Linked DNA regions of Homo sapiens: regions 1 and 3 are each linked to region 2. Evidence: chromatin loops called from intact Hi-C (ENCODE). Cell type or tissue: PC-3. All regions are shown on one strand. Links, peaks and the distances in the headings refer to the core of each region. The heading gives the core; the rest is flanking DNA. Region 1 has its middle 150 kb from the start of SLC12A2. Region 2 overlaps FBN2 (fibrillin 2). Region 3 has its middle 130 kb from the start of SLC12A2.

Region 1 (10,597 bases), core at 1,529-9,528, 120 kb before region 2:
GGCAGTCTCTGAGGTGCTATAGCGCTTTGTATTTATTGGGTAAAAAGAGTAAGGAGGAGGAGGTAATGATTGGTCAGCTGCTTAATTGATCACAGGTTCATATTGTTACTGACAGGCTTCAATTATGCCTAATCATAAGAAACATTTGTGCGGCCTCCAACACACATACACTGCATCTTTAATAATTGATTTTTATCATTCCTTTTTCTCTTTAAATTCACATTTCCATTTTACCCCCTCCAAGAATTTTATCCTAATGTAATATATTTTTAAACTTGAAAGTCTCTTATTGGTCACCCCATTATACTTCTCTTTCACAAAGTATATATAAATTGAAATTTGAAATGTTGAAAAAAAGTTTTTTTTTTGAGACAGAGTTTTCTCTTGTTGCCCAGGCTGGAGTACAGTGGTGCAATCTTGGCTCACTGCAACCTCCACCTCCCAGGTTCAAGCAATTCTGCTGCCTCAGCCTCCTGAGTTGCTGGGATTACAGGTGCCCACCATGATGCCCGGCTAATTTTTTGTATTTTTAGTAGAGATGGGATTTCACCGTGTTGGCCAGGCTGGTCTCAAACTGCTGATCTCAGGTGATCTTTCCACACTGGCATCCCAAAGTGCTGGGAGAAAAATTTTTTTACATGATCGTAAATCTACATGTAATTTTAAAATACTGGTAAGAGTATTTTTGACATTAATAGTAGTAAAAATTGAACCAAAACAGCATAAATATATTATAAATGTGGGTAATTAATACACATTAATTTATATAAAATACATTTGCATTAAAGTTCACAAAAGTAAACGTTTTTGGAAAAAATCTCTCTTAATGAGATTGATATCTATATCTTTGATTGTCCTATTGTTGGCATCTTCTCTTCTCCCCCAGAGTGTTTTCACACTGAGACATTACACCATAGTGAGGCTCTGGGTGGGTGAGAGGGAGGCCTTTCTGTCATGAAGGAATGGGTGATTGTGAAAGAAGATGCAGTGCAGCCATTGCAGGCAAGTGCTCAGCCTGGCCAATTTGAGAAAAGAGAATGGAAGGAGGCTGAAGATCTGCCTGGGTAGCTCTTCAAAAGACTTAGATTCCTGTCCCCTGAGAGTTCAATCTTTCCCTTTTCTGCCTGGGCCATTCCAACAGCTTTAATCCCTGGTCTCCTTGCCTCTTGTCTTAGCCCTTCTGAGCTGTCCTCCACCCATCCATCAAGCTTGACCTGAATGACAAACGCGACCATTTTCTTCCTTGGCTTACCAAGTTCACTGCCAAAGTCCACCCTGCCCCCAACTCCATACACAACATCCTCTTTTCTGCAGCATCCAAATTCCATAGCCGTTCCCTTCAGGATCTGGCTTAGAACACCACACTGTAGCTTTATTTGCCTTACCTCTGCCCTATGCCACCATCTCCCCTTCTAGTCTGGATATTTTGAGAACTCCTTTCATAAATCTCTCAGCTCTGAATTCCTGCCTAGCAGAGTGCCCGTCATGAAATTGGCTTTTGAGGAGGGGAAGTAAATTAAATGCCAGAGAAACAAAAAAAAGAATACTGATATTTCTTTTTGATTCTTCATAAAGTGTTTCAATGTGGAGTAGAAAGAGACAGAGAGAGTTTACACCTATCAAACATTAAGGCTGATAGGATCTTAAAATGATTGGTCCATGCCTGTGTGGCATTTTTATATTCTCATGGAAGAGACATGCCAGATGTGGGCCTTGCCTTTTTGGGCCATAAAGTCCAGTGAAGAAGGGGCCATGTGTGTGTTCTCTTCATTCCTTCACAGAGGGTGGGCTCTAAATATATATTAAATGACAATGAATTGCCAGAGGGTTAGGCTGGTTTGTTACTCTTGGCACTTGGGCTAACCATGGTAATGTTAATAATGCAATTCCCCTTTTGAACACAGCCCCTTTTCACCCACAATATGACATAATGTGGCTTTGAAGTCTCATTTTATGAAACAGAGAACAAAAACAATGTTAGCATTATAAAGTTCCAATACTGCATTTCACCTGAATGCATCTTTTAATTGTACTTCCATTAAAAAAAGATGCTTTGTTGCAGCAATAGAGATGTCTCAGAATCTGCCCAAGGAGGAAAGGGAATAAAGAAAACAATTGCCAAGTCATTGGCAATGTGCAGATTTGTTTAACAGTTTCAGCCTACATAGGAAGTTGCGTGCTCTACACTGGACTCCAAATCAAGTTCTTGCCATCTTGATTTCTGAGAAAGGGAAATTCCACAGAGTCAAGTAACAGTATCAGCCGCCAGCCTTCATGTTGGTAGAGGTCAAGGTCCAACCACAGAATACCTTTGGGTTCATGGTTCCCATCTCCATGAGAGGCTGACTGGCAGCATTGTAATATTTTCCTTTTAGTTATTATAACAATCCACAAGTTTTTATTCAATTTGGCATCTCCATTGGCTCTCAGATAGTATGTCACTGACACATTTGAGCCTCTTAGAAGCCCTGGAGCTCCCTAGCAAGGTGAGTAAAGGGAGCCATTCACAGAGGCAGCCACAGGCTTGGGGATTAGTTACCATGCACTGTTCGTCTGACCTTCTTTCTCGTTCCATGCCCATAGTTGCTGCTGTAGTTTAAATATCTGTCCCCTCCAAAACTCATGTTGAAATTGAATCCCCAATGTGGCAGTATTGAGAGGTGGAACCTTTAAGAGGTGATTGGGTCATGAGGGCTCTGCCTTCTTAAAGGGGTTAAACCATTCATGGATTAATGGGTTAATGGATTAATGGGAAATCATGAGACGGGACTAGTGACTTTACAAAAAGAGGAATAGAGGCCTGAGTGAGCACACTTGGCTCCCTCACCACGTAATGCCCTGTGCTTCTTTGGGATGCCACAGGGAGTCTCCCACCAGCACGAAGGCTCTCACCAGATGTGGCCCCTTGACCTTGAACTTCTCAACCTCCATAACTGTAAGAAATAAAATAAATTCTTTTTCTTTATAAATTACCCAGTTTCAGGTATTCTACGTAACAGACAAGAGACTAAGAAAGTTACTTTGATAGATTTCCCAAACTACTGAGATTCCCAACAACTTTAAAGAGCTCAGTGCATAACATTGTAAATTGGGTAGATGGAATGAGTCTGGAAATCCAGGTAGAGAAGCCTGTTGACTTTATCTATTTATTTATGTATTTATTAGACATGGTTCTTGCTCTGTCGCCCAGCTGGAGTACAGTGGCCTGATCTCTGCTCACTGTAACCTCCACCTCCCAAGTTCAAGCGATCCGCCCACCTCAGCCTCCTGAGTAGCTGGGACTATAGGCACTCGCCACCATGCCCGGCTAATTTTTGTATTTTTTGTAGAGACAGGGTTTTGCCATGTTGCCCAGGGCGGTCTCGAACTTCAGAGCTCAAGCGATCTACCCACCTTGGCCTCCCAAAATGCTGGGATTACAGGTGTGAGCCACTGCATTCCGGCCCCTGTTGACTTGTAAACTGAAAGAAAGCAATGGTACAGATGCATGTAATCAAGAGTATGTGGCAGGAGGGGTCAAAAAGAAAGAGCTGAGTGTTCAACTATGAGAAGAAAAAATAAATACCTTGCTTCCCTCTCTTCCGTAGCCAGTTGGATATAGTGTGGTTCTTCATTATTAAATGTCCCCTGAAGAAAGCTAAGGGAACAGAGAGACATTCTAGTGTCCTACTTTGGCCTATAGGTAGTGGCAGCTCAGGATAAACAGGTAGATTAGAAGAATGGAGATGGGATAGGGAAGGGAGAAACTTTCTAGAGGGTGTTGGTGCTGGATGTCTTAGTCTTTCAGGAAGTAGGGAAGATACTGCTTTTCTGGGAAGGGAATTATGCTAAAAGGAACAGGCATGCTTAGCTGTATGCTCAGGGAGGTAGGCAGCATGACCTATTGCCATGAGGTGGGAGTGAAATATTCTAGGTAGCTCTGATAGGAATAGACTCCTTGGCTGGGATCATGCCTATTCTTCTCCGAAGATTTCCACCTCCGAACTGTAGCCCCTTGAAGAATTATAGCCTATATGCATTTCTTTATCCCTTCACCCATATTCACTCTGAATATTATAGTATGAGATCTATTTAAGTGAGGAAAAACTCCAAATAGTTGTAAGTTTTGAGCCATAAGACAAAAAATACTTAGAACAAGAAATAGACTCATAAACTAAGCTTAAGTTACAAGGGGACCATAGGGATAATCTGGAGACAATACTTTTATTGTACATATGAGGCAAACAAAACAAAACAACAACAAATGGTTTGCCGGAGTCACACACCCAAAGAAGTAGGAGAACTAAAAGAGGAATTCATGGTGAGCAATCAGAAATTCACTATAATTTCTTCTTCACCAAGCTGTTTTAGCACAAGGACCATTCAACTGTCTGTGTGTGTGCTGCACGTGTGTGAGAAGTGGGCACACAGCATGCCCACCTACATATTTTGGAGCTGATCTATACTAATCCTTAGCGATGACACACTTTGTAGATTCTAGGACTTCATAATACACACATACCCCCTGCCTGGCTGTGGTGATGGACAAACACAGCTACACCTACTTTTTTGGCTCTTTTAAGGAGGCTGACCCACTGACTTACAAGTTGTTGGCTAGCGTGGGGAATGATTCACTTCCTCTGGAAGACATCAATGACTCCTAATACACTTATGACTCCTTGGTTGTTGGTAGGTGGGGCCCAGGCTAACCCCACCCTGGGCCTATGTGGTCCGTGGTTTTGAGGGTGGGCAGCAGTGCCAATCCCTGCTCTGAGTAGGCCTGTGTCTTTCTGAAGCATTCTTGTCCATCTGACCTACTCTGGCCCTGCCAAATTCATTGCAGTAACAGGCCTCATTTGGCACCATTTTTAGGGTCTTATTTACCTCCATAAACATGGGGAAAGACGGGAAATTAGCTTATTAGTTAACACAAATTACCTATTCTCTTTAAAAGTATAATTTAAAAAATCTGCTATGAACATTTATTAGACATATTAATGCCAGCCCTGGGAAAATTAACACATGCAGGACCTCACTGTGCTGAGTCTTAATTATGCTTCACTTGCACTGAGGAATTGGCATTTGATTCTTTCCAAACTGTGCTATTGGCTGACCTTGCCGGTATTAGGTCATTAAACACCAGTAATTCTTATCCAGATTCTCTGCAGACACCGTGCATTTGAGCAATCATTTGTTTTACTGTCCCTCTTTGCTAAAGCATCTGTTGTAAGTGGCATTGTTCCAATCCTACTTATTCAACAAATTAAACTTTCCCAGGAACAAATAATCATCCCTAGAATTCCTCGAACTACCCTGGCTTCCAATGGGCCCACTTAGAAACACAGCCTGGTAAAAGCTGAAGGGTGATAAGGCTACCAAAAATGGGTGTTCCAAATCTTGCATGGTGGTCTCCCTGGTTTGCACTGAGGGTAGAATCCCACATACCACAAAGGATGTGATATGCAGATGAGGATACAAGCTCCTCCCAGGCAGGGCCAGCTTATGGGATCTGTCAGATAATGCAAGAAATATTTGGGAACGCTAACTATTTAAACTTCATATTGTCCCACAGTTCTGCTGGAACCCCACAGTAAATACTTTCTATAGTCCCCGGGGAACACATTATTATAGTTTTCAATATTGATTTAGCCGCAATGTCTAAATCAATATTGAGACATCGTGGCTTTTAAAGTTGATCTCAGGAAAGGACCCCTCTACTCCTTTTTTTTATTTTTATTTTTTATTTTTTCATTTCAATAGGTTTTTGCGGAACAGGTGGTGTTTGATTACATGAATAAGTTCTTTTTTTTTTTTTTTTGAGATGGAGTCTCGCTCTGTCACCCAGGCTGGAGTGTAGTGGCACAATCTCAGCTCACTGCAACCTCTGCCTCCAGTTTAAAGCAATTCTTCTGCCTCAGCCTCCTGAGTAGCTGGGACTACAGGCATGTGCCACCATGCCTGGTTAATTTTTGTATTTTTTAGTAGAGACGGGGTTTCGCTATGTTGGCCAGGCTGGTCTTGAACTCCTGACCTCGTGATCTGCCCACCTCAGCCTCCCAAAGTGCTGGGATTACAGGTATGAGCCACTGTGCCTGGCCACGAATAAGTTCTTTAGTGGTGATTTCTGAGATTTTGGTGCACCATCACCCGAGCAGTATACACTGTACCCAATGTGTAATCTTTTATCCCTCGTTACCCCTCACACTTTCCTTCATGTCCCCAAAGTCCAATGTATCATTCTTATGCCTTTGTGCCTTCATAGCTTAGCTCTCACATGTGATAACATACGATGTTTGGTTTTCCATTTCTGAGTTACTTCACTTAGAATAATAGACTCCAATTCCATCCAGGTTGCTATGAATGCCATTATTTTGTTCCTTTTTATGGCTGACTAGTATTCCATAGTATATATATGCACATTTTCTTTACCCACTCATTGATTGATGAGCATTTGAGGTGTTTCCATATTTTTGCAATTGCAAATTGTGCTGCTATAAACATGTGTGCTAGTATCTTTTTCGTATAACGATGTCTTTTCCTCTGGGTAAATACCTAGTAATGGGATTGCTGGATTAAATGGCAGATCTACTTTTGGTTCTTTAAGGAATCTCCACACTGTTTTCCACAGTGGCTGTACTAGTTTACATTCCCACCAACAGTCTAAAAGTATTCTCTTTTCACTGCATCCATGCCAACATCTATTACTATTATTTTTTTGATTATGGCCATTCTTGCAGCAGTGAGGTGGTATCATACTGTGTTTTTGATTTGCATTTCCCTGATCACTAGTGAGGTTGAGCATTTTTCCATATGCTTGTTAGCCATTTATATATCTCTTTTTGAGAATTGTCTATTCATGTCCTTAGTCCACTTTTTGATGGGATTGTTTGTTTTTTCTTGCTGATTTGTTTTGGTTCTTTGTAGATTCTGGATATTAGTCCTTTGTCAGATGTATAGATTGTGAAGATTTTCTCCCATTCTGTGGGTTGTCTGTTAACTCTACCTATTATTTCTTTCGCTGTGCAGATGCTTTTTAGTTTAATTAAGTCCCAACTATTTATCTTTGTTTTTGTTGCATTTGCTTTTGGGTTCTTGGTCATGAATTCTTTGCCTAACCAATGTCTAGAAGAGTTTTTCTGGTGTTATCTTCTAAAATCTTTATGGTTTCAGTTCTTAGATTTAAATCTTTGATCCATCTTTGTTGATTTTTTTATAAGGTGAGAGATGAGGATCCAGTTTCATTCTTCTACATGTGGCTTGCCAATTATCCCAGCATCTTTTGTTGAATAGGGTGTCTTTTCCCCACTTTATATTTTTGTTTGCTTTTTTGAAGGTCAGTTGGCTGTAAGTATTTGGCTTTATTTCTGGGTCTTCTGTTCTGTTCCTTTGGTCTATGTGCCAATTTTTATACCAGTACCATACTGTTTGGGTGACTATGGCCTTATAGTATAGTTTGAAGTCAGGTAATGTGATGCCTCCAGATTTGTTCTTTTTGCTTAGTTTCACTTTGGCAATGTGGGCTCTTTTTAAGTTCCATATAAATTGTAGGATTGTTTTTCTAGTTCTGTAAAGAATGATGGTGGTATTTTGATGGGAATAGCATTGAATTTGTAGATTGCTTTTGGCAGTATGGTCATTTTCACAATATTGATTCTATCCATCCATGAGCATGGGATGTGTTTCCATTTGTTTGTGTCCTCTATGATTTATTTCAGCAGTGTTTTATAGTTTTCCTTGTAGAGGTCTTTTACCTCCTTGGTTAGGTATATTCCTAAGTATTTTATTTTATATATTTGTTGCAGCTGTTGTGAAAGAGGTTGTGTTCTTTATTTGATTCAGCTTGGTTGCTTTTGTTGTATAGCAGAGCTATTGATTTGTGTACACTCATTTTGTACCCTGAAACTTTGCTGAATTCATTTACCAGTTCTAGGAGCTTTTTGGATGAGTCTTCAGGCTTTTCTAGTTATATGATCATATTATCAGCAAACAGTGACAGTTTGACTTCTTCTTTATCGATATGGATGCTACTGATTTCTTTCTGTTGTCTGATTTCTCTGGCTAGGACTTCCAGTACTATGTTGAACAGAAGTGGTAAAAGTGGGCATACTTGTCTTGTTCCAGTTCTCAGGGGGAATGTTTTCAACTTTTCCCCTCTCAGTATAATGTTGGTTGTGGATTTGTCATAGATGGCTTTTATTACATTAAGGTATGTCCCTTCTGTGCTGATTTTGCTCAGGGTTTTAATCATAAAGGGATGCTGGATTTGTCAAATGGTTTTTCTGCATCTGTTGAGATGATCGTGTGATTTTTGTTTTTCATTCTATTTATGTGGTGTATCCCATTTATTGACTTACGTGTCTTAAACCATCCCTGCATCCCTGGTATGTAACCTACTTGATCGTGGTGGATTATCTTTTTGATATGCTGTTGGATTCTGTTTGCTAGTATTTTGTTGAGGATTTTTGCATCTATGTTCATCATGGATATTGGTCTGTCGTTTTCTTTTTTGTTGTTGTTATATCCTCCCCTGATTTTGGTATTAGTGTTATTGGTCTGTTCAGAGATTCTATGTCTTCCTGGTTTAATCTAGGAGGATCGTATATTTCCAGGAATTTATCCATCTCCTCTAGGTTTCCTAGTTTATGCATGTAAATGTATTCATAGTAGCCCTGAATAATCTTTTGTGTTTCTCTGGTATCAGTAGTAATATCACCTGTTTCATTTCTAATTGAGCTTATTTGTATCTTCTCTCTTTTTTTCTTGGTTGATCTCACTAATGAGCTATCAATTTTATTTATCTTTTTAAAGAACCAGATTTTCGTTTCATTTATTTTTTGGAATGTCTTGTTTGTTTATTTGTTTCAATTTCATTTAGTTCTGCTCTGATCTTCATTATTTATTTTCTTCTGCTGGGTTTGGGTTTGGATTGTTCTTGTTTCTCCAGTTCTGTGAGATGTGACCTTAGATTATCTTTTTGTGCTTTTTCAGGCTTTTTGATGCAGGCATTTAATGCTGTAAGCTTACCTCTTAGCACCGCTTCTGCTGTATCCCAGAGGTTTTTGTAGATTGTGTCACTATTATTGCTCAGTTGTAAGAATTTTTTAAATTTCCGTCTTGATTTCATTGTTGGCCCAAAGATTATTCAGGAGCAGGTTATTAATTTCCATGTATTTGCATGGTTTTGAGGGTTCCTTTTGGAGTTGATTTTCAATTTTATTCCACTGTGGTCTGAGAGAATACTTGACATAATTTCGATTTTCTTAAATTTACTGAGACTTGTTTTGTGGCCTATCACATGGTCTATCTTGAAGAATGTTCCATGTGCTGATGAATAGACTGTGTATTCTGCAGTTGTTGGGCAGAATGTTCTGTAAATATCTGTTAGGTCCATTTGTCGTAGGGTATAGTTTAAGCCCACTGTTTCTTTATTGACTTTCTGTCTTGATGACCTGTCTAGTGCTGTCAGTGGAGTATTAAAGTGTCCCACTATTATTGTGTTACTGTCTATCTCATTTCTTAGATCTAGTAGTAATTGTTTTGTAAGTTTGGGAACTGTAGCATTGGATGCTTGTATATTTAGAACTGTGATATTTTCCTGTTGGACTAGTTTTTTTATTATTATATAATGTCCCTTTTTGTCTTTTTTAACTGCTATTGCTTTACAGTTTGCTTTGTCTTATATAAGAATAGCTACTCCTTCTTGCTTTTGGTGTCCATTTGCATGGAATATCTTTTTCCACCACTTTACCTTAAGTTTATGTGAGTCCTTTTGTGTTAGGTGAACCTCCTGAAAATAGCAGAAACTTGGTTGGTGAATTCTTATCCATTCTGCCATTCTGTACATTTTAAGTGGAACATTTAGGCCATTTACATTCAATATTAGTATTACGATGTGAGGTACTCTCCTATTCATCGTACTATCTGTTGCCTGAATACCTTGTTGTTGTTGTTATTTTCATTGTGTTATTGTTATATAGGTTCTGTGAGATTTATACCTTAAGGAAGTTCTAGTTTGGTGTATTTCAAGGATTTGTTTTAAGCTTTAGAGCTCCTTTTAGCAGTTTTTGTAGTTCTGCCTTGGTAGTGGCAAATTCTCTTAGCATTTGTTTGTCTGGAAAAGATTGTATCTTTCCTTCATTTATGAAGCTCAGTTTCACTGGATACAAAATTCTTGGCTGATAATTCTTTTGTTTAAGGAGGCTGAAGATAGGGCCCCAATCCCTTCTAGTTTGTAGGGTTTCTGCTGACAAATCTGCTGTTAATCTGATAGGTTTTCCTTTATAGGTTACCTGATGTTTTGTCTCATAACTCTTAAGATTCTTTCCTTCATCTTGACTTTAGATAACCTGATGGCTATATGCCTAGGTGATGACGATCTTTTTGCGATGAATTTCCCGGGTGTTCTTTGAGCTTCTTACATTTGGATGTCTAGATCTCTACCAAGGCTGGGGCAGATTTCCTCGATTATTCCCTCAAATATGTTTTCCACACTTTTAGATTTTTCTTCTTCCTTGGGAAAACCAATTATTGTTAGATTTGGATGTTTAACATAGTCTCAAACTTCTTGGAGGCTTTGATCATGTTTTAAAATTCATTTTTCTTTGTCTTTGATGAATTA
Region 2 (10,524 bases), core at 1-8,000:
CATCTTCATCCCACTTCAAGTAACACTGCTCCATGCGAATATCTACACCGAGAACGAAATCACAGGGTGAGAATGAGTTGAAACATCCATTGAACAGTCACATGTCAAGCGTCTGCTCAGCACCAGGCATCATGCAGGACCCTTGCGGTGTACTGGTGGGCAAGATGCAGTCCCTGACCTCCTGGAATGGACTCCATAATGACAGTCATTTAAGGAGAACAAAGGTGAGATCCTCTTCAGTCTTAATTCTCACAAGAAACCCTCAGGAAGAAAAGGTCCTCTCATGAGATGACTGCTTCATGTCTATTACTCCTTTTTTGTATTGTTCACTTTAGAAAAGGTAAGATAATTTTAATGATAATTCTTCCTGTTCAGAGAATTGCTTCAAGTGCCTTTTAAGCAGCCCTGTCAGATCCCATTCATAAACAGTAAATGATCGGCTATAATCTATTTGCCAATTTGTTACAACTATTAAGATCACTACAAAAGAAAGTGTTATAATATTATTACATTTAAAGTTTTTTTTTTTCTCCTGCCAACTTTACCTTTTGCATCATGGTTTTTCCCTGGATTATGTGAATTTTCCGTTTTAAGGGACCAATTATTTGTTTAAATGTCACATTTTCCCTCCAACTTCAAAACAGACCAACATTTCAGTGCTTAGCCTGTGCTAGCCAGGACCTTAGAATATCTATAAACAGTCGCCTACATCTAAAAATAGAGTAGACCAGAATGGTCTATAAATAACATGTTCATCTGTTAGCAAATAGATTTATTTTCAAATCATACTAAAGCACTTGGCTGTTTAATTACAAATATGGATAATGAGTTTGGAAACGGTTCCTTAATCAAATAGCATGATTTCTTTGATAAGAACATTTTAAGACATTAAATCCTTTCCAGAAGCTGAAAACTGTCTAACGGAGGGAATGAGATCCCTGATGGAAATGTACACATAAAAATTAATGTTTACTACTTTAGTTACTGTCAATATTGATTCTTTCAAGTTCTAAAAGGTAATGAGTTACATTTCTGAGTACTGGAATTAAAAAGTTCTATTTTTTTTCTTTCTTTCTTTCTTTTGAGATGGAGTCTCACTCTGTTGCCCAGACCAGGTGTGGCGTGGTGGCTCATGCTTATAATTTCAGCACTTTGGGAGACTGAGGCAGCTGGATCACCTGAGGTCAGGAGTTCGAGACCAGCCTGGCCAACATGGCGAAAACCCATCTCTACTAAAAATACAAAAATTAGCTGGGCATGGTGCTGGGTACCTGTAATCCCAGCTACCTGAGAAAAAGTCCTATTTTTAAGGAAAAAATAACTGTGGTAAATGTTTATTTTGATTCAGCAGACTGAATGTAGATATCTACAGAAGGTGATTCTGTCTTATATATCTACATTAACACAAACCAAAAAGCCACATGCTTTGCCAGTGTGAAGTGTGATAGTAATCCAGCGTCTCATTATCACAGGGCTCTGAGGGGCTAGTCTCCTTATAGCTGGTTCCGTCCCATATGTCAGCAGCTAAGTAAGAATCTTCTCAAGATGTGAAAGTCTTATATAAGTACAGGTGGCCTAAGAACTCTGGCCTGAGTCATACTGTGAGGTTACTGAAGAAACCTGCTCAAGAAGCTCAAGACAAACTAAAAATGTACCATTTCATAGCTTATTGGAATAAACTAGGGTGAGAGGGGAAAGGCATCTGAACTATGCATGTAAAAAGTTATAACAGCCAGGAAGAGCAATCCTGTCTTTAATACTGAGACCTCTATGGATGTTTATATCGGCAATTAAAAGTCAGCACACTACTGAGAACTCTATATTTATATCAGGAATTAAACGTCAGTACACTGGCCACATAAGGCCTATCAATGCTGCGATTGTCCTTGCATGGAAATTAAAATATGAATTTGGAAACCTTTGGATGGTCCATGTTCTCTGAAGTTTGCTGCAGTCCCCACTGCTCCCTGTTGTCGCGTCACTCATTTATATGTTACATGCTTGGCTCCTGCAAGCATCTGAGTTTGGGATCCCTGATTCAGATGAGGTTCTATCAGAGCATTTACCAAAACTTTAGTTCTCAGAATACTTTACATTTTCATGTGCCAGTTGCTTCTTGAAACTTTCTCACATCCCCAGACAGAATTAATTAATATAGCATAATTCAAGTGGTGACAAAAGCATTTAAGCAAAGTACAAGGATGAAGAATCCAATATATCATCTTAGAATATTAAAAAATGCTTTTTTTTTTTTGAGACAGAGCCTCACTCTGTTGCCAAGGCTAGGGTATAGTGGTGCGACCTCGGCTCACTGCAATCTCCACTTCCCAGGTTCAAGCGATTCTCCTGCTTCAGTCCCTCGAGTAGCTGGGATTACAGGCATGCATCACCATGCCCAGCTAATTTTTATATTTTTAGTAGAGACGGGGAGGGGGGGGTTCCCCATGTTGCCCAGGCTGGTCTTGAACTCCTGACCTCAGGTGATCCACCTGTCTCAGCCTCCCAAAGTGCTGGGATTACAGGCGTAAGCCACCACTCCCAGCCATAATTTTGAATAATGTTATTGAAAATTTATTTTGCTGAGTAATAATTTACAATCAATGATATATCTTCATATATTATAGCATTTCATTATAGAAGGTAACTTGATTTCATTAGTCATTTGGCCATACTGATATTATTATTTTTGACATTTTCTTTTTTTAAAATTTCGATAGTTTTGGGGGAATATTTTGTCATTTTCAAATGATACTTATTTCTAAACATTGTAGATCACTTAAAGATAATTTTTAAAATATTTAAAAATCTGAAAGACATTTTCTTTATTTTTGTACTTTGGATATTATGTTTTCTAAATAATTTTGTATGATTTTACAGTCATGCTTCCAATCCAGATTTAAATGTGCTATCAAAAACTGAGTTAAAAATGAAATCTGTTTTAATTATAATAACTGTATGGTATTGCAAACTTTTTTCTTACAGTAAATTTTAAAAATCACTGATATGTAAATACTTTAAAGGTGATTGCATACACCACCACTATTATTTATGCTTTGTCTACATGTCTAAATTTCAAATACAAATCTATGTAAAGTTCTTTTATAAACTAAAAATTTACTGTTCCATAGCTTATTGGGGGAAAAAAAATCTCTGTAGGTAAATGAAAAATTATTGTTACATACAATGAAAATTAATAGAAATTTCTTTTTCAATCATGAAATTCAAGTTCAAACATGACACTAATAAAGAAAAAGGTCAAATCACTATTCCTATAATATGCTGTTGAAAGAAAGAGATTCATCACTACAGATCTTTAAAAAATAAACTATTAAGAAAACTTAAACTCTAATAGCAATAAAGGAAGGACCAGGATCAGTGAATGATTTCAAGCAGAAGCAACATATCTTTGCTCTTGACTTTCCCCACTGTCTTCAGGGTGTAGCTGCAATGAGCTGACAAATGTAAACTTTTAAAATCCTAGTCTCCAACTTTCCTGCTGTGTTCAACATATTCTTACTCTATTAACTCAGTGTGAAAGACTGAACCTGTCTAAATTATCTGGTTAAAGAAATGGAAGATTTTGAGATAGATTTTTGAGCAGTCCCAACTTTTGGCATGAAACAGAAACAATTTCGCATAAATACATTCACTTTTAAAACAGCCTCTAGTGATTTCCCCCTAAATATCTCATTTAAAGCAAGTTTTCTCAAGTACAAACTCTTGTGGTTTTGGACTAGCCACTGCTTAAACAAGGAAATTCATGGCTTGTTTTATACATAGAATACATGAGGGTGTGAATCTTACCCAAACATACACGGCCAGTCCCATCCAACGTAAGGCCTTCAGGGCACTCGCAATGAAAAGATCCCTTACTGTTGACACAGCGTCCATTTGGACAAACGCCAGGGAACACCTCACACTCATTAACATCTGCAGGGAAATGCAGCAAGCAGAGGAGCAAAGATGTTACAAATAGAAAAAGCAGGTGTGGTCCTACTTCCTGTATAGCATTTTCAATCCACATTCAATACAATGTGGATTATTACTTGAGTTAAACAGAAATATTCCACAACCGAGCCACCCGCTTTCCTAGGTACCAGCTGTGAAAATTACCACAGCCTTGCCTGTCCATAAAACATGGCCCAGACATGTGCCTTTCCCAGCTGTTCTGGGCCTTAAAGGCTAGCGATGTCTTCATGAAATTTACACAACTCCATAAAGAGGAGAAACGGGAAACTCTAAGCTCTTTCCTAAGAGAATTATGCTAAAGCATTTGTTGATTACATCGAGTATTTTTATTGAAATGTCAAGGTTTTTGAAAATGATAAATATCTCCAAAGTTTGAGAGTGAATGTTAATTTTACTTACTGCTCAAAAGATGTATAGTATCTTCCAAGGAAGGATACACTCACCTTCACACGTAACACCTTTAATCCTGGCAAGCCCTCTTGGGCAAGCTGTATCTGTAACAACAACAGGACAAATTTTACTTCATTATAGAATAAAATACAACCATGGTATGCTCAAGAAGAAGTATAATGAAATCTAAATGGAACTAAATAAAAAATGCAAGGCAGGGTCTTAGGGTCCAAGGACATCATTGTCCCCTCTTCATTCAGTAGGGCACATGACTTTCTGTGGTAACTCCATTGGTATTGACCTGTATTGAGATTCTCATAATTTTTCCTACAATTTCTTTTTGCTGTCACATTGACAACTGAGTTAAAAGTAAACAGGTCAGGCGCGGTGGCTCACGCCTGTAATCCCAGCACTTTGGGAGGGTGGATTACTTGAAGTCAGGAGTTGGAGACCCATCTGACCAACATGGTGAAACCCCGTCTCTACTAAAAATACAAAAATTAGCTGGGCATGGTGGCGGGCACCTCTAGTCCCAGCTACTCGGGAAGCTGAGGCAGGAGAATCGCTTGAACCCGGGAGGTGGAGGTTGCAATGAGCTGAGGTCACGCCACTGCACTCCAGCCTGGTGACAGAGCGAGACTCCGTCTCAAAAAAATAAAAGTAAACAAAAGATTTGAGGAAAACAGCCACCACGCAAACAAGGATACCAGAGGATACAGTCATCTAGCAGATAGATTCTAGCTGATTCCCTTCCATGTTAAAATATTTAGAAGGCCTGCTTATGTACCAGGATAAAACAAATACACATTTTAAGAGGTAAAAAACATTAGCCAGGAAAGATAACATTTTAGCAAAAGTAAATGATCTCTGACCTTCTTCACTAAGGAACTGCGTAGTGAAAGAGGTGTCCTAGTGGCAGGAGAAGTTTCCAAGGAGAAGCCCAGAAGCTCCCAATAAGGCTCCTACCTAGTTCACACCGCTCACAGGGGCTCCCCCAGGCGGCTCCGAGGGTGGCACAGCATTCAGATTTCAGAGTGGCTCCATTAATATTCACCTCACAGCGGCTGTCCTGGATGTTGAGCCAACAGGTCCCCTTCAGGCTGTCTGAAAAGGAACAGGAAAGGTTGGGGAGCTCTTACCTCTGAAGAAAATAGAATTCAGCTGTGTACACAAAAGGCATTTGTTACAGTATTCTAAAAAAGAAAGATTACTGGCTCACGCCTGTAATCCCAGCACTTTGGGAGGCTGAGGAGGAAGGATCATTTGAGCCCAGGAGTTCGATACCAGCCTGGGAAAATAGCAAAACCCCATCTCCACCAGAGGAAAAAAAAAAAAAAGAATACTTTAAAAGTTTTAATAGTGGGGCTGGGTGCAGTGGCTCACGCCTGTAATCCCAGCACTTTGGGAGGCCGAGGCAGGTGGATCACCTGAGGTCAGAAGTTCAAGACCAGCCTGGTCAACATGGTGAAACCCCGTCTCTACTAAATATACAAAAATTAGCCAGGCTTGGTGGCAGGTGTCTGTAATCCCAGCTACTCGGGAGGCTGAGGCAGGAGAATCGCTTGAACGCAGGAGGCAGAGGTTGCAGTGAGCCAAGATTGTGCCATTGCACTCCAGCCTAGGCAACAAGAGTGAAACTTCGTCTCAAAAAAAAAAAAGAAAAAATTTTAATAGCATATACTTTGAAAATACTTTCATGTACCTGCATTCAAATATGGTATATTACATATATGTAAATAAAATATTATACTATGTATCTCTCTCACATAATATGGTAATTAATATAATTATATCTATTGATATTCTAAGAGGAGTTGTCCAAGATTTTATGCTGGTACTCAGAAACACAGTGCATTGCCATGTTGCCCAGGTTGGTCTGGTTTGGAACTCCAGGCCTCAAGCAATCCTTCCACTTCAGCCTCCCAAAGTGTTAGGATTACAGGCATGAGCCAGTGCGCCCCGCCCTTCTTTTTTTTTTTCTTTTAACATACTATAACAACATGATAAGACCATCACTTGTGTGAAAAGTATTCATAAGATATATCCTTAATGACAAATGCTTTGATATTTAAGATTTTATCGTATAAAATCCTTTTCCTTCTACCTTAAGTCCCTACTAAATAAATCACACACAATGTATGTTCTGTTATGCAAAGGCCAATATTTCTCCAGCTGAAGATAATTATTTGATGAATAATTTAAAAGAAAAAGCCCTATAAAACGAAGAAGGAATAAACATCACTTATAAAACCCTCACTAATGCATTCCCAGGGCTAATATCTGATGTATTTTCTTTCAGGCACTTAAAAAATGTGTGTATGTGTGTGTGTAGATTTATCTCTAGTTCAAAAAGTAAATCATACTTATGGTAAACAATTTGAAGAAATAGAGAAGTATGAGGAAGATGTAAAAATCACCTGTAACCCTCTAGAGATAACCATTCCTAACGTTTTAGACTGACTCCACATCAAATTTGTTCTTCCTTTTGAATGGTAGAGTACCCAGTGAAATATTATGCACTTTAAAATTTTTATTTTATGTGGATTAAAGGGAATAACGAATGGTTAGTATATTTTTGGTGGCATAATGAAAAGTTTTTCAAATGAACAAATAATAAATGACTGTTAACTGATTTTGAAGCAGTGATAAGGAATCCAGTCAAAGCTGATATAGCAAATACTAATTGGCTAAAACAAATCATATGTCATGTTTTCCTTGTAGAGCAGTGGCTCTCAGTTAAGTGTGCATAATATTACCAAGACACTTGTTAAAATGCCGATTCATAAGTTTCCCGGTATGCAGCCCAGGAATCTGAATTTTGACAAACTCCTCAGGTGATTCTGATGTGAGTGATGTGGAAAACACTTTACCAAAACCTCAACAGCATATTGTGGCATTAAGACTTGGAAGAAAACAAAGAATAAGTGTATTCCTATAGTATTTATTTGAAAATTCATTTTAATAATATGTACAGATAAAATTTACTTCTGGCCAGACACAGTGGCTCATGACTATAATCCCAGCACTTTGGGAGGCTGAGGCAGTCGGATCGCTGGAGCCCAGGAGTTCAAGACCAGCCTGGACAACATGGTGAAACCCCGTCTCTACAAAAAACACAAAAATTAGCTGGGAGTGATGGCACATGCCTGTAGTCCCAGCTACTCAGGAAGCTGAGGTGGGAGGATTGCCTGAGCCCCGTAGGCAGAGGCTGCAGTGAGATCGTGTCACTGTATTCTAGCCTGGGTGACACAGTGAGACCCTGTCTTCCAAAAAAAAAAAAAAGTTTTTACTTCTAAATTCAACAACAAAAATACCCCCCTGCCCCCAAACACAGAAAGGGAATTACAATTAAACCATGGGCCTATGATGGCAGAAATAGTAATTTCTGATTCCCTAGGAAACACAAGAAGTTACCAACAACCCAAACACCAAGACAGAGGTTGAAACAAAACAATTCTCTCCTGTACTGAATAAAAAGTTACAGGGCAAAGGTGTGAAAAAGAGCTGGACAGTCACTTTGCTTTTTCACTCTGGCTGGAATGTTCAGTTTGGATAAAACTGTAGAGAAGCATTTGTGTCAGGTCTCAAACTGCAGGCTTGTTATAGATTTACATCTGTAAATTCCATAGCACAGAGGAAACAGAGATGTTTGTGTAAAGCTACTGTGTATTTAAATGATCTTTTAATGACCTGGACTAGTTCTGATTTATCACCTTGTCATCATTTTAAGTAAGATAAACAACAGTTATTGCTAAGATTTATCAAGATAGTGACAGGAACTGGAAGGCTTTCTATGTATTAATTTATTTACTCATTAAAACAACCCTGTGAATTATGTACAATTTGCAGATGAGAAAATTTAGGCACACAGAGGTCAACCAATTTACCCAAGGTCACCCAGCTAGTACAGTGTCAGCATCAAGATTCAAGCCCATGCAGTCTGACTCCAAAGCCCTCACTCTGTAGCACTGTGATTCTTTAGGCTGGTGCTGTATCAACACTTGAAAAGCTACAAATCCATTGATAGCACCCCGCACCCCCCTACAGGCTCATCCTTCTCTCTCTCCGATTCCTTTCCTCCATCCTCCCTCCCTGTCTCCCCACTGACCCACTGTTGTGTGTGTATGCCCATCCCGGCCCCCAGACACACACACAACTGAGATACAGATGTAGATAGTCAGGAATTAGTTAAGAACTCTCAAAAAATAAAGCAGGGTAATTAGCTTGAGGGGAGAAACAGGAGAAAGACTGTTATTTTATGTAGGATGGTCAGAGAAATCGTGACTTACAATGTGGCACCTGAATACAGACATAAAGAGAACCCTGCAAACCCGAGAGAAAAACATTCCTGCCAGATAGATCAGTGGACTTCAGGTGGGCATGTGTCTGACGCAGGAGCAGGAAGTAGGCCAGTCTGGCTCAGGCTGAGGGGGTGGGAGGCACAGGGAAACAAGGTCACAGCAGGAGCAAGATCATGAGGGGAGCACAGGCTTCGGTTAGGACTTGAGCTTTTACTGAATGAAATGAGAAGCCTAGGATTTCCTAGACACAGTTCCTGGACAAAGAATGATATGCTCTGATTTATGTTTTAAAAGGGCTGCCTAGTGGCTATGTGGAGAACTGAGTGTAGTATGAGGAAAAGAAGGTAAGGTAGAGGCTACAGTAGTAATTACGAAGAGAAATGATGGTGACTTGGATTGGGGGTTGGTGTGGTGATCGTGAGAAGGGGTTGAAATATGGATAAACTTCAAGTGCAATCAATAGGTTTGCTGATGACTTTCATATACAGCTTGAGAAAAAGACATCAAGGATGCTGCCAAGGTTTTAAGGGGTGGCAGCTAGAAGAATGAATTTGCCATTTGCTGAGATGGAAATGTTCCTGGGAGACTCAGGTTCAAGCCAGTACACAGGAATTTGGTTTTAGACATGGGAATTTGAGATATCGATGAGCCATCCAAGTGGAGACACTGTACAGACAGTTGGAAACACAAATCTGGAATTGGTGGCAAGGTTGAGGCCTAGAATTTCATTATCAACTAGAGTGACAAATGTGAGAGTCAACACAGAGGCTCTCGAGGATGAGTGTAGAAAGAGAAACAGAGGTCCAAAGACGGACTGGTGGAACACTTCAGGTTAAAGGTTAGGAGGATAGGGAGGACTCAGTAAAGGAAAGAGAAAATGTGCCATAAAAGTGAAAGAAGAAGAAGATAGTTGTGCCTGGAAAGCCAAAAATGCAAAATTTCTTGAGAAAGAATGATTAATGAACTGTGACAAATACTGCTAATAATCTAAGGTGAGGAATGAGAATAGACCATTGGATTTGACAGCAGAGTGGTCACAGCCATATATCCATGCAAGTTGAAGACAGAGCGCAGACCCAAGCCAAAGATGAGGGAAACTGGTCTGGATTATATAGAACCATCAAACCACAGCAGTATAATGCAGGAAATATTAATCAAATGCATTGTTCTATTACATTTAACCATATTCAACCAGAACACCATAGTCTTTTTAAGCAGTTTGCAGAATAGTTGAAGATTAATTTATATTTAGAAAGCTTGAAAAATAGATTCTAAATCTTTAAATATTCATAGTATCCAACTAATTCATATATAATCTAATGTAATTTTAAATTAGTAATCACATCATGAAATTTCAAAATGTAATGACCTGGACCTGTGGAAGAGAAAGTTGCAGGCTAACCACTGATGAGAGCCACTGACAGTCCTATTATACATTCATGACTTGTCCTGTGTATATTTTACTATTTGTTATTTTCTTTTTCAACTAGATTCTCTTTTTAATAAAAAAGTACATGAAATAATGTCTAAACTTTAAAAATATTAGGGAAATCTCATTTTGAGCTGCTCTACACTGGGATATTCAAATTTAATCACAATAAATGAAAGCACACAATACACTGGCTGAGAAAAATATGGTGGTGGTTAGTTGTTGGCAATTGGAAGAATGACATAAAGACTTGGGGGTAAAAAAGTCTTTGTTCTTGTTTAGTTAATAAATATAAGGGCAAAAGGCCAAAATAATGGAAGTCTACATGATGAGGCAAAAACTATCTTTGATGCTCAAGTGGCATGCAGATTTAGTTTTCTGAGACATTAATTGATTAATGCTGAATTCATTTCCTTTGCATAATAAAATGACTCC
Region 3 (10,597 bases), core at 1,516-9,515, 140 kb before region 2:
TTTGATCATTACACATTGTATGCATATATTGAAATATCATATCTACCCCATGAATATGTAAAATTACTATGTACCAATAAAAATACATTTTTTAAACTGCAAAAAAAGATTATAAAGAAGTTTTTGTATTTAGAAACATGTGCACATATATTCACCTCTATAAACCTAAGATGATGGCAGAGAGGGCATAGATAAAAATATTAAACCCAAGTTGAAAGTTAAGCTGGCATTCAGAAGACAATGATCTGCAGTATTGAGATAGACTGTCTACTACATGCAGAGGCCTGGAGTTCAGAACAGGAGGCTGAGGTAAGAAAGATACCCATGCTCAGTCCAAAAGCTGACAAATATAGTACACACTCCATACTATCACTGTCCAATGTCACAGTGACACCCAACTGAGTGGGTAAAAAGCTTCCAGCAAGGCCCACCAAGCTGAAGTGCTTTCCTAGTCTGCTCCCATCAAGAGTTCTGTGGAGGACAGCCCTACTGCTCTCCAGTACAACTTGACCAGAACAAAGGCTCAGAACAACTTAGACCCCACCTGCCACCAGTAGGGAATTCTCTCCTTCTCCAGCCAGGAGAGGCAGCCAGCTTGGTTAGAGCAAAGAGTTGGTCTTATGCTCTATTCTTCCCCTTTCCCTTTCTTGTATCCCATGGAGCTGAATGAAGAGCTAGAAAACAGCTCTGTTCTTATTTCAGGTAATTTTTCCCCTTCCTCCTGCCACATACCCAAGAGAATAAGCTCCTTTCCTCCCTATTGCCTTGGAACAGTTCCTTACACATCACTGATTCTTAATGAATTGTGTTAAAATGAATCTGTAATCAACTTTGCTATGCTCATGGGTCTGTTTACCACAACGATACTGACAACGAAGGGTAGTTTTGTGGTTGCTTTTCCATTTATGTGTCTACCTGGTTTTGCTTTAAAGATGAGGAAAAAATTATTTCTTGCCTCTTCTAGCTGAAGCCCTGAGTACTGATTAAGAGTTTATTTGGGACCAGGTGCAGTGGCTTACACCTGTAATCCCAGCATTTTGGGAGGCCAGGGTGGGAGGATTGCTTGAGCCCAGGAGTTCAAAACCAGCCCGGGCAATATAGGGAGACCCGGTTTCTATAAAAGTTTATTTGGCCTTTGGGAAATGTCTATCCCAGGTAATAGTGGCCAGTTTCTTGAGAGATTACCAAAGGCTGAGTCAATAAAATCCCTCAAAAAATTACAAATGTATTTATACAAGAAAGCAAATGAAAGCATCCAGGAAAAAAATGTTCACAAACACAAATTCAAAAACATACAAATTAAAGCAAATTTGAGGTGCCACTTACAACTAAAGAAACATCATAACATGATAATATATACTAATGTGTTTGTAGTGAATCTGACTTATTTCTACAACAGCTTAGGAAGTGATATGACAATACTAATGAATGTCTACTGACAGTATTTCAGGGAGCGCAACTCCGCAATGTAAATGGTGGCCCTGTAAACAAAAGTGTTTTTATCCAATAATCTTTGCTCCTGGAATTTTTTCTGAACCTCAAAGGGCACATAGAACAGGAGATTAAAGTTCATGGCATGCTCAAAAACAATTGAGTTCTTCACCAGCAATCCTCAAAAAAGAAAATCCTAAAGGTTGTTCTTGAGAATAGAAATACATTAAATTCAGAAAGAATGGCTTAGATATAACAATAAATAAAGAAAAAAGAAAATGGCTAATATATGGGTAAAACTTACTAAGTATTGACCCTAACTAGCAATAATTTCTTATGTGGATTTTTTAGAAAGTAAGAATTAAATCAATGACTAAAATATAAATTTGACTGGGCATGATGGCTCATGCCTGTAATCCCAGCTACTTAGGAGGCTGAGGTGGGAGGATCACTTGAGGCCAGGAATTCAAGGCCAGCCTGGGCAATATAACAAGACCCTATCTCTACGAGAAAGTTAAAAAAAAAAAAAGGAAAGAAAGAAAAAAAATTGAGCCAGGCATGGTGGCTTGTGCCTATAGTTCTAGCTACTGAGGAGGCTAAGGCAGGGGGATTTCTTGAGCCTAGGAGATCAAGGCTGTAGTGAGCTATGATTGAGCCACTGTACTCCATCTTGGGCAACAGAGTGAAACCTGTCTCTAGGGGGAGGAAAAAAAGGATATCTTCCAAATTAAGAGAAGGAAAAAGGTAAAAAATTCTCAAGCAATCTCCAAAAAGGAAATATGGAAGGAACAAACAAAATACAAAATTGTAATTACACTAAAGCCATATGGGTCATATCCTCCAGTTAAAAGAAAAAAGAATGCTTGTTTAGAAAAACAAAAAAAAACCCAACCATATGTTGTTTAACAAGAGATAAATCTAGATAATATGAATATGAATACATCTAAATATAAATATTTAGATACATCTAAATAATATAAATATATTTATATTATTTATATATTAAATCTATATATTATACATCTAAATAACATAATTTAGATACATCTAAATAATATTTATATTATTTTATTATATAGATTTATTTATATAAATTTATATATTTATAAAATTATATATATTTTAATATATAAAATATATAATTATATATAAATATATATAATTATATATATAATAAAAATACATAAAATGATTATATTTAGATACATCTAAATAATATTAATGATAAATAGTTGAGATTAAAATGATGAAAGAGTATACCTGATAAAAGTATAAAGAAAAGAAGACTGGTGTGGTCTATATTAATATCAGACAAAAGAAACTTTCAGGCATAAAGCATTACTTAAAAATAAAGTTGCTCTTGAATGATAAAAGGTTTAAGGGAGAGATAAAATAACTTAAGATTTGCATGCATTTAATAGCATGTATGATAGAGGAAATGAAATCAGTATTTCCAAGAGATATCTGCACTCTCATGTTCATTGCAGCTAATAGCCAAGATATGAAAAAGACCTAAGTGTCCATTGACAATGAATGGATAAAGAAATTGTGTTGTATATGTATATACAATGAAATATTATTTCACCTTAAAAAGGAAGCAAATCCTGCCATTTGCGACAACATGGATGAACCTGAGGGTGTTAGGCTAAGTGAATTAAGTAAGACAAAGAAAGGCAAATACTGTATGATTTCACTTATATGCAGAATCTAAAAAAAGCTAAACTCATAGAAATGGATCATAGAATAGTGGTTGCCAGGGGCTGGGGGGTGGGGGAGATGGGGAAATAATGGTTAAAGGGTACAAACTTTCAGTTTTAAGTTCTGGGGATCTAATGTACAGCATAGTGACTATAACAATACTGTGTTGTACACTTGAATTTTGCTAAAAGAGTAGCTCTTAAATGTTATACAAAAAAAATAACTAGGTGAAGAGATAGCTAGCTAACTTGATTGCAATAATTATCTTGCAATATATACACATATTAAATCATCACACTGTACACCTAACAGTAATACAATTTTGTCAGTTACACCTAAATAAAGCTGGAAAATAAAAAAACCTCCCATAAAAAAGAAAATAGATAAAAAATTTACATGCATTTATTATACAGTCTCACAATATATAAAGGAAAGTTGACAGACCTACCAGGAGAAACAGACAAGTCTAAAATCATAGTAACAAATTTTAACAGGTCTGTGTAATTGAAAGAAAGAGCAAAATACTACAACGAAGCATGCAAAAAAGAAAACACTAGTGGGGTTATGTTTTTTCTTGTTAAAGTTTCCCCTGAAATTTAAATGTATAATTAGAATCAAACCAGAAACGGTATCCGAGGTGAGGCTTCCATGTTGTCATGTCTTGGGGTCTCTGCAGGCTGAGGTTGCCTGTCCGTTCCTACACACCTCAGCGTCTGTAAGTGATTATGAGCAGCACAGGGGAAGGAAAGAACGTGTGGATCAGGTGTTAACAGCATTTTTTCCAAATATTCTCCATTCTGCTTTTCCTAATAACTTTGGTTTTGGAAAGTCCCTTGTGCTAAAGTAATCCAAGCTGCCTCTCCCAAGAGTGTACTGTGGCCTGACCGTAGGCTCTGCCCACCTTGATCCTGATTCCAAGAGGGAAATGACCCCGAAAGGAGCTGGAATCTAAGGTCTGGCATCCGGTCCTGTGGTGGAGACAAACACTTTCAAAGATGTAAAAAAATCCCACTTGTTCTAAGTCACTTTGCTTCCTGCCTGGGACATGAAAAGGGGGCCTTGTTCTTTGTGAGGGAGTGTGCAGCTAATTCTGGTATGACGTAAAGGCACTTTATATTATTGTCTGTGCAAAATGAACTGTCACCTCCCAACTTATTACACAGCAGTCTTACAGTTTTGCTTAGCATCTGAGGCACACACCCAGAGGCCAGAATAGTCCACCAGAGACTGAACTAATACTGCAGTGTGGAAGACAGCCACACCAAGATGAAAGATGCTTTCCTGTGCCGAGTGAGGTGATGGAAAAATAAAAAGCCAGACAAGAATGTGCACAAAAGTGATGTACAAAAGGGCACCTCTTCTCCAACATGGTTCAGTACTTAGGGCTTGCTTTTGCAAAGTTTCCTTCATACAAACTGCTTCCAAAACCACTTTACAGTTAAAAGCTTTGGATGGCCATTTGTTAGCACGCAGTAATAAATCACAGTTGAGGCAGAGGGCAAAAATTACATTTAGATGACACTGCTGTCAGCTGTCTGTGGGGTGGGGACAGGTTTAAGACTTGGTGGTGAGGCACAAGGGCACTGATCTAGGGAGTGGACTTCACTCTCACAGGCTCTTATGTGAATGTGATAAGCCAGGATAACCCCTTAGAGCAGTAACCGGAAAGATTGGCCTCACTATTTCTCACTATTCCCCCACTTCTCTGAACCCACTGCCCATCCAATTTGCACAGTGGAGATGCCAAACCACACACAAATTGCCACCCATCAGTCATTTTTAAGTATAAATAAGTTGAGGGTGAAAGTTCGAAGATACACATGATACAAAATTTGGGAGAAGAAATTTGACTAAATGCAGCCAGGGCCCATGCTCACTCTCAAGCCACTTTCAGGTCCCACCAAGAGGTGTTCAAACAGTGAACCTCTGTAAAAATAGGGCTTCTTCTGGTAGCTGAAGTAGAAATGGAATGATTTTATAAGGTATCAAACAAAAATGTTCCCAGTTTCTTTACTTTGTTAAGAGCAAGCAATTTTCTCTTCAGTGATTGTGTGGCAACAGTAGATGGCGATGTTGCCCTTGTTTTTGAGGAAACTGCTGTTGGAAGCGGGTGAACTGTGGCAAACATTGAAAATTCGGGGCTGAAATGTTGATTCTGTTGTGTTAGCAATGTAGTGTTGAGGCTGTTTGGCCTGAGTAGGTGTGGGGAAGGAGCGGATGCTAATCCAAGGCCATTTGCTCTGGCCCACCAATATACTCATCTGAGGAGGCAGGCAGGCACTGACAAGAATCTATCAAATTATCAGTTTTTATCCAAGTATTTGTTTGAAAGAAATGGTAGACAAATTGCAGTTTTTATCCAAGTATTTGTTTGAAAGATTTCAAAGATATGTTTGAAAAATTATCAGTTTTTATCCAAGTATTTGTTTGAAAGAAATGGTAGAGAAATTGCAAAGTTAATACACTTTAACAACAGCAAGTCTCAGGAACTAATCATGAAAAAGCAATGGCAATAATATTATAGATACATGATCAAGTGTCACTGTGAGCCAGGCACTGTGCCAAGTACTTTGTATGGCTGCTACTACTTAATTCTTAGAGAAACCTGTGAGACAGGTATCAATACCCCCATTTTACAGATGACGTCACTGACTTTCAGGAAGTTTAAATTCTTTTCCTGAGGTTCCAGTTAGTCAGTGGGTTGGCCAGAAATCAATTTCGAGCCTGCTTGGCTCCTCGAAATATAAAATTTTTCGCTTTTCTAAAGCCAGTCAAGATAAAGACAAGTTTAGTTTTCAGAATGAACCTTCAAAATCTACACGAGATATATAAATTTAAGAAATGGGGAAGAAGGAAGCCTTCTAGGGTCAGAGGAAATACCTTTTTCTTTTTAGAGCTTCCTTTATCTTACCCCAAATAATCAGATCAAGTGTGTGCATGTGTGTGATTTTAAAATATGGCATATGGATTCCAAAGGTCTGCTTACCTGTTAGTAACATTATTGCAAATTCAAAAGAGCTTTCAGGCATAAAAACTAGTTTTCATAAACTTTCATCTCATAAATCAATAAAAGTTTTTCTTAGCTATTCTACCCTTAAGTTAATGTCACAGAAATAGTTTTCCCATAGTGACACTAGGCAATAATTTTTTTTATTGGCAAATTGTTATTTATTTTATGTCCATAACAACGTATGGCATTAGAAACTATCAGGATTCCCTTCCACTGGGAGGTCATGGGTGACGGTGGATAAACTCATATCCAGAACCAGTACAAGGAAACTTACCCAGTCTCTGCAGTACAGAATGTATGTGCCCTATCAAGGACTACTCAGTAGAGCCAATCAAATCCTTCTAAATTATCAATAGGACAGAAATAATTCCCTGAGTATATACTTGTGAAGTTATACTTCAGATAAGCTCAACAATCAAAGGATAAAAAAGTCCTTTAAAAGTTGTTTTTGAAATATCTTGACTTTGACAACTTAGGTTTGATGAATTGGAGACACAGAAAAAGTCTACAAACATCTTTTCTTTGAGAACTTAGATATAAACTGGAGAGGCTGCAAATTTTTCCCAGGTAAAGTTTGCATGTGCCTTTTAATCTTAAGTCCAGGCCAACCAAACTGCTCCACATCTCCTTTAATTCATTTCAGGATTGTGAGTCTTTACGAGAAAACACAGGACAAACTTAGGTGAATAAAATCCCAAATCTGACACATGAGCCCAGGCCTATCCCTCAGCTTTTCAAGGTCTGGAACAAGAGTTATAAATGGAGGCCCTGTATAATAATTTATCATTTTAAAGTAAGAAGTCAAGCTAAAAACTGTTGAATGAAATATGTTCTATCCTCCTAAGTTGAAAAATATGCCTTCCTGATGGCCTGGGAAGAATGTGGGTCCCCAGAACCCTCAAGGTTCTACCCCACAGCATGAACACGCAGGAAGAACTGCCTCCCAGCTGCCCAAGAGGTCTTACATGCATGTGTGCAGACACCCAGGCCATATGTCCAGGCTCTGTCCATGCCCCTCACAAATGAGTGCCCCCTGCCTCCTACCCCTTGGCCCTTGGGATGTACATACTAACACTGTGATTTGCCTGCTGGAGGAAGGGCCTAGGGAGGAAGCTGGCTGTGGGGTCACTGGAGTGAGAAACTGTGGGGATCATGTTTGAGATGGGGAGTGGGGTGAGGGCTCCAGGTGGTTATGTTCCCTTGAGCCTGCAGACTTTCCACTCTATGGAAAAGGAGACAGCAGGGGACGGCCAGGGCAAAGTATACAACACACAGGGCCTGGCTGGGGATCTCCTTGTTTTCTTGAGAGACTTTCTTTCTCTTGATCAGAAGTATAGAAGTTCAGCTTTCTCTATAGAAAAGGAGGTCACAAGAGGTGGTAGATGGAAAAACAAGGAAGGCAGGCAAGGAGAGGAGTTAAGAGAACATCTCTCAGCAGAGGCGGAGGGGTGGGAGAAGGTAATGGTAGGGCATGGCTCAGACCAAGGAGACCAGGGATGAACCAAGTGGCCTGGAGAGCATCACCCCTGAACTGTGGGCTCAGCATTTTAGAAGTTGGAAAGGTATGTGTATTTTTTAGAAAGATTGTTATTAAAATAAAACAAAACCCCAGAGTCACAAGAGTTAACATTTTGGTTATTGGAAGCATGAAAATCATGCTGCTATGATTGTGGTGAGGGACAGAGGCATTCTGTGGAGGGGGTTACAGGGAGGTTCCCTCAGTTACGTATAGAGGAAAGAAAGTCAGGAGCTGCCTGGGAACCACAGAGTGAGGCTCTGTGTCTCAACCACTTGGCTGGACCCAAGACACCTCTGGTCTTGTTTCCACTCATAATCAGGAGTCCATTGCCCCTTCACTCTTAGGTCTCAGCGTCTTTGCTCCGCCATGTTCCCCCTCGACTTCTAAGTTTGGCTCAGGTGCAAACCTTTCCAAGGAGACTGGTTGGATTGAAACCATGAAACCCACTATTGGGACACACAGTTTTGTCAGGCTCCGCCTAGCACCCTGGTCCAGAGGAAGGCTCTCAGTTGTGGTACTGAGCAATTCAAATTTACTTTGACCAGGGCAACCAGCCCCCCCGCCCCGACACGTGCCTGACCCAATTCCTAGGCCCAGCTCCTTGTCTGAGTTTGGCCACACACAGCAATCCGGGCTGGTCCAGACTTCAGACTAGTAAGTCCTGAAGGTCAGTGGTTGACTGATTTTCTAAATAAGACAAACCTCACCCACATGCCTTTTAAAACTCAGCAGAAGGCAAACACACGCAAAGAAAGGGACAGAGCAGCAGGGGAGCGTCACTGTGGCCGGGCTCTCGACAGGGCTCTGCTTCAGTTTCCTGCTCTGTGAAATGAAAGGTTTGCATTCGATGGTCTACAGGTCTTTTCAGAGAATACATGTCCATGATTAGATGTCATGTCACACGCTGTAGAGTCCTCTTACCGAGTGAACACTGAGTGTGTGCTGATGTTTTTGTAGCACCATTCCCACGGAGTAACAGCCGGCTCCATTTTCATAACCCCTTGGAGTGAGGCGTCACCTCCCTGTCCTCTTTCCTCTAAGAACTCAGTTGTGTGCCAGACCTCAGGAGGTCGTTTTCAAACCCCACGGCTCGGAGAGAACACAGGCCCTTGGTGTCCACAGTGTTGAGGGAACCGGGCAGGGGCTCTGCCAGGAGCCACGCTGTTGATCCTGGCAGGGTTTCTGCCCTGATGTGGACAGCGCATGGGAGATCAACCTCCCCTCACTCTCACTCCCCATTCCCACTCCCCTGCTGGGTAGGAAGGCCTGGGTTTCCGAGACTCCCAGTAGGAGCCAAGCAGCTTGACTCAGGCCAAGGGTTTGTGGCCTGGGCCCGTTGCCTCCTGAGCCAGCTTTAATGCGCTCAGATGAGCTCGTGCCCACAAACCCGTGGCTGGAAGATGATTCAGGGCCAGATGCAATTAGACTGTGGGCCAGTCAGATCTTCCTGGAAACTGGAATATTGCAGGTCACACCTAGAGTGTGTGTCATATAAAACTAATGCAGCAGGAAGACATGCAAACTATTCACTGGGGTTCCCCCGCTCCCTCCACTGCTGTATCCTTGCCAGTTGGGCTGAGGCCACAGCCTGGCACTGTCCCTTAGGATAGGGAGGGGTGTCAAGAGGGATTTGGGAAACAAGGACAGCAAAGTCTGACTTTTAATCTCAAAGCCTTGGGTCGAGGTATTTTAGGAGATTGAGGCAACCAGCCCCAACTAGGACCCAACCTATCCACCACCCTCATTAGGTAAAGATTCTCTCAGGCTGGGGATTTAGGGAGGATAAGTTGTTAAGGAGAGAAAGAAAGTGAGAGAGTTAGAGTTGAGTGTGCATACAGTAGTGACTGAAAGGGAGGGGTACTCTGAACTGCAAGCCTATCCTTACATCTCCTGGGCTAGAGATTGGGAAGGAATAATAATATCTCCAATGGGTTTGGTGGTCCCAGAGCAAAGTGACCTTGTGACTGATTTCCAGAGTGCAGCCTTGAGAGGACATTCTATCCAGTGCGTACTTCATGAGGCAAATAGGCAAAGGGAAGTTCAAGGGACTCCAGGAGGCTCAGCCCCAACTACCAAAGTGCCATGAGAAAACACCTGCAATTTTTGGTAGCCCTTTGATTAAGGTGTAGAAGGTAGCAGAAGGAGCCTGCAACTCCTGTGGCCATGGCTGGCAGGGAGGAAGGACCCAGAATAACCTGCATGGACCTGGTAACTGGAGGCCAGAGTCCCAGGACATGTAAGGCCATGTGAAGTATTAACTGGATGGTGGCAGCCAAGGGTAATGGTAGGAGGGTTGTAGCTGTTGCCGGGAATCAGCCAAGACAGCTGGAGGTAAGAAGTGGACCACTCTCCTCTAGCATGCCACAGCCTGGGGTGTATGCTCCAGCTCTCCTCCATCTCCATGCTAGGGTGTTGGTGCTGAGTTTGCGGGGGTGATCTTGTGTCTATATGTGCACAATCTTGTATTTGACCAAATTTAAACCTAAAACTTAACAAAAGTCATAAAAGTGGCTGACTGTATCTGGAAGTGACACGGTGAAATTCTTTACATCTCACAGAATGGTGCTTCAAGATAAAAACTGAGTTACAGAAAACAATTTTTTTTGCATACCTGAGTGCACTTTTAACAGAAATTTTAACCATAGAAAGCACCATTGGCTTCTTTCAAACTGGTTTTTCTCCTCCTCATCAGAAAAATTATCTGAAACTTTGAAATAGAAGACATTACAGGATGTTCTCTTTCAGTGTAGTACTGAGTTTGCAACTTTGACTTTCCATTAACTGGTTAACTTGTAGATTTTTGTCTGGGAGAGACACAAAAAGTGTGTCCAATGGAAAAGGTAATGCCAAAGGTCTCAGTGTGTGGACCTGTAGGCCCATAACTCGTCTTGTATTGAATGAACAATTTGTTCCTAATGTTCCCTTACTAAATTACCTAT

The links. Hi-C counts contacts between places; a loop is a spot of excess contacts. Peaks named below come from ENCODE experiments on the same cell type or tissue, not always from the same donor. Only the 100,000 strongest peaks of a DNase experiment are listed, where the experiment ranks them.
Region 1: it touches region 2 in a loop (6-fold over the local background); 5 of 110 quality-filtered maps call a loop at or near these places.
Region 3: a loop joins it to region 2, with 3 times the contacts of the local background. A loop is called at or near these places in 5 of 110 quality-filtered maps.

Annotation. Positions count from the first base shown.
Region 1 is chr5:128,223,583-128,234,179 of GRCh38, forward strand. No RefSeq gene overlaps it. Among named protein-coding and RNA genes, the nearest start is that of SLC12A2, 150 kb to the left of the region's middle. In PC-3, for the core only: no CTCF peak of the experiment used is centred there; DNase peaks (open chromatin) are centred at 4,579 and 5,149; H3K4me3 peaks cover 463 bases; H3K27ac peaks cover 2,081 bases.
Region 2 is chr5:128,345,543-128,356,066 of GRCh38, forward strand. It overlaps FBN2 (fibrillin 2), which reads right to left. Exons shown (of 65, transcript NM_001999.4): 21 at 5,326-5,463; 22 at 4,413-4,463; 23 at 3,805-3,930; 24 at 1-42. Among named protein-coding and RNA genes, the nearest start is that of FBN2, 190 kb to the right of the region's middle. RefSeq lists an enhancer at 1-696. In PC-3, for the core only: no CTCF peak of the experiment used is centred there; a DNase peak (open chromatin) is centred at 3,899; H3K27ac peaks cover 850 bases.
Region 3 is chr5:128,208,258-128,218,854 of GRCh38, forward strand. No RefSeq gene overlaps it. Among named protein-coding and RNA genes, the nearest start is that of SLC12A2, 130 kb to the left of the region's middle. In PC-3, for the core only: a CTCF peak has its summit at 5,186 (motif pointing right); DNase peaks (open chromatin) are centred at 5,214 and 9,094.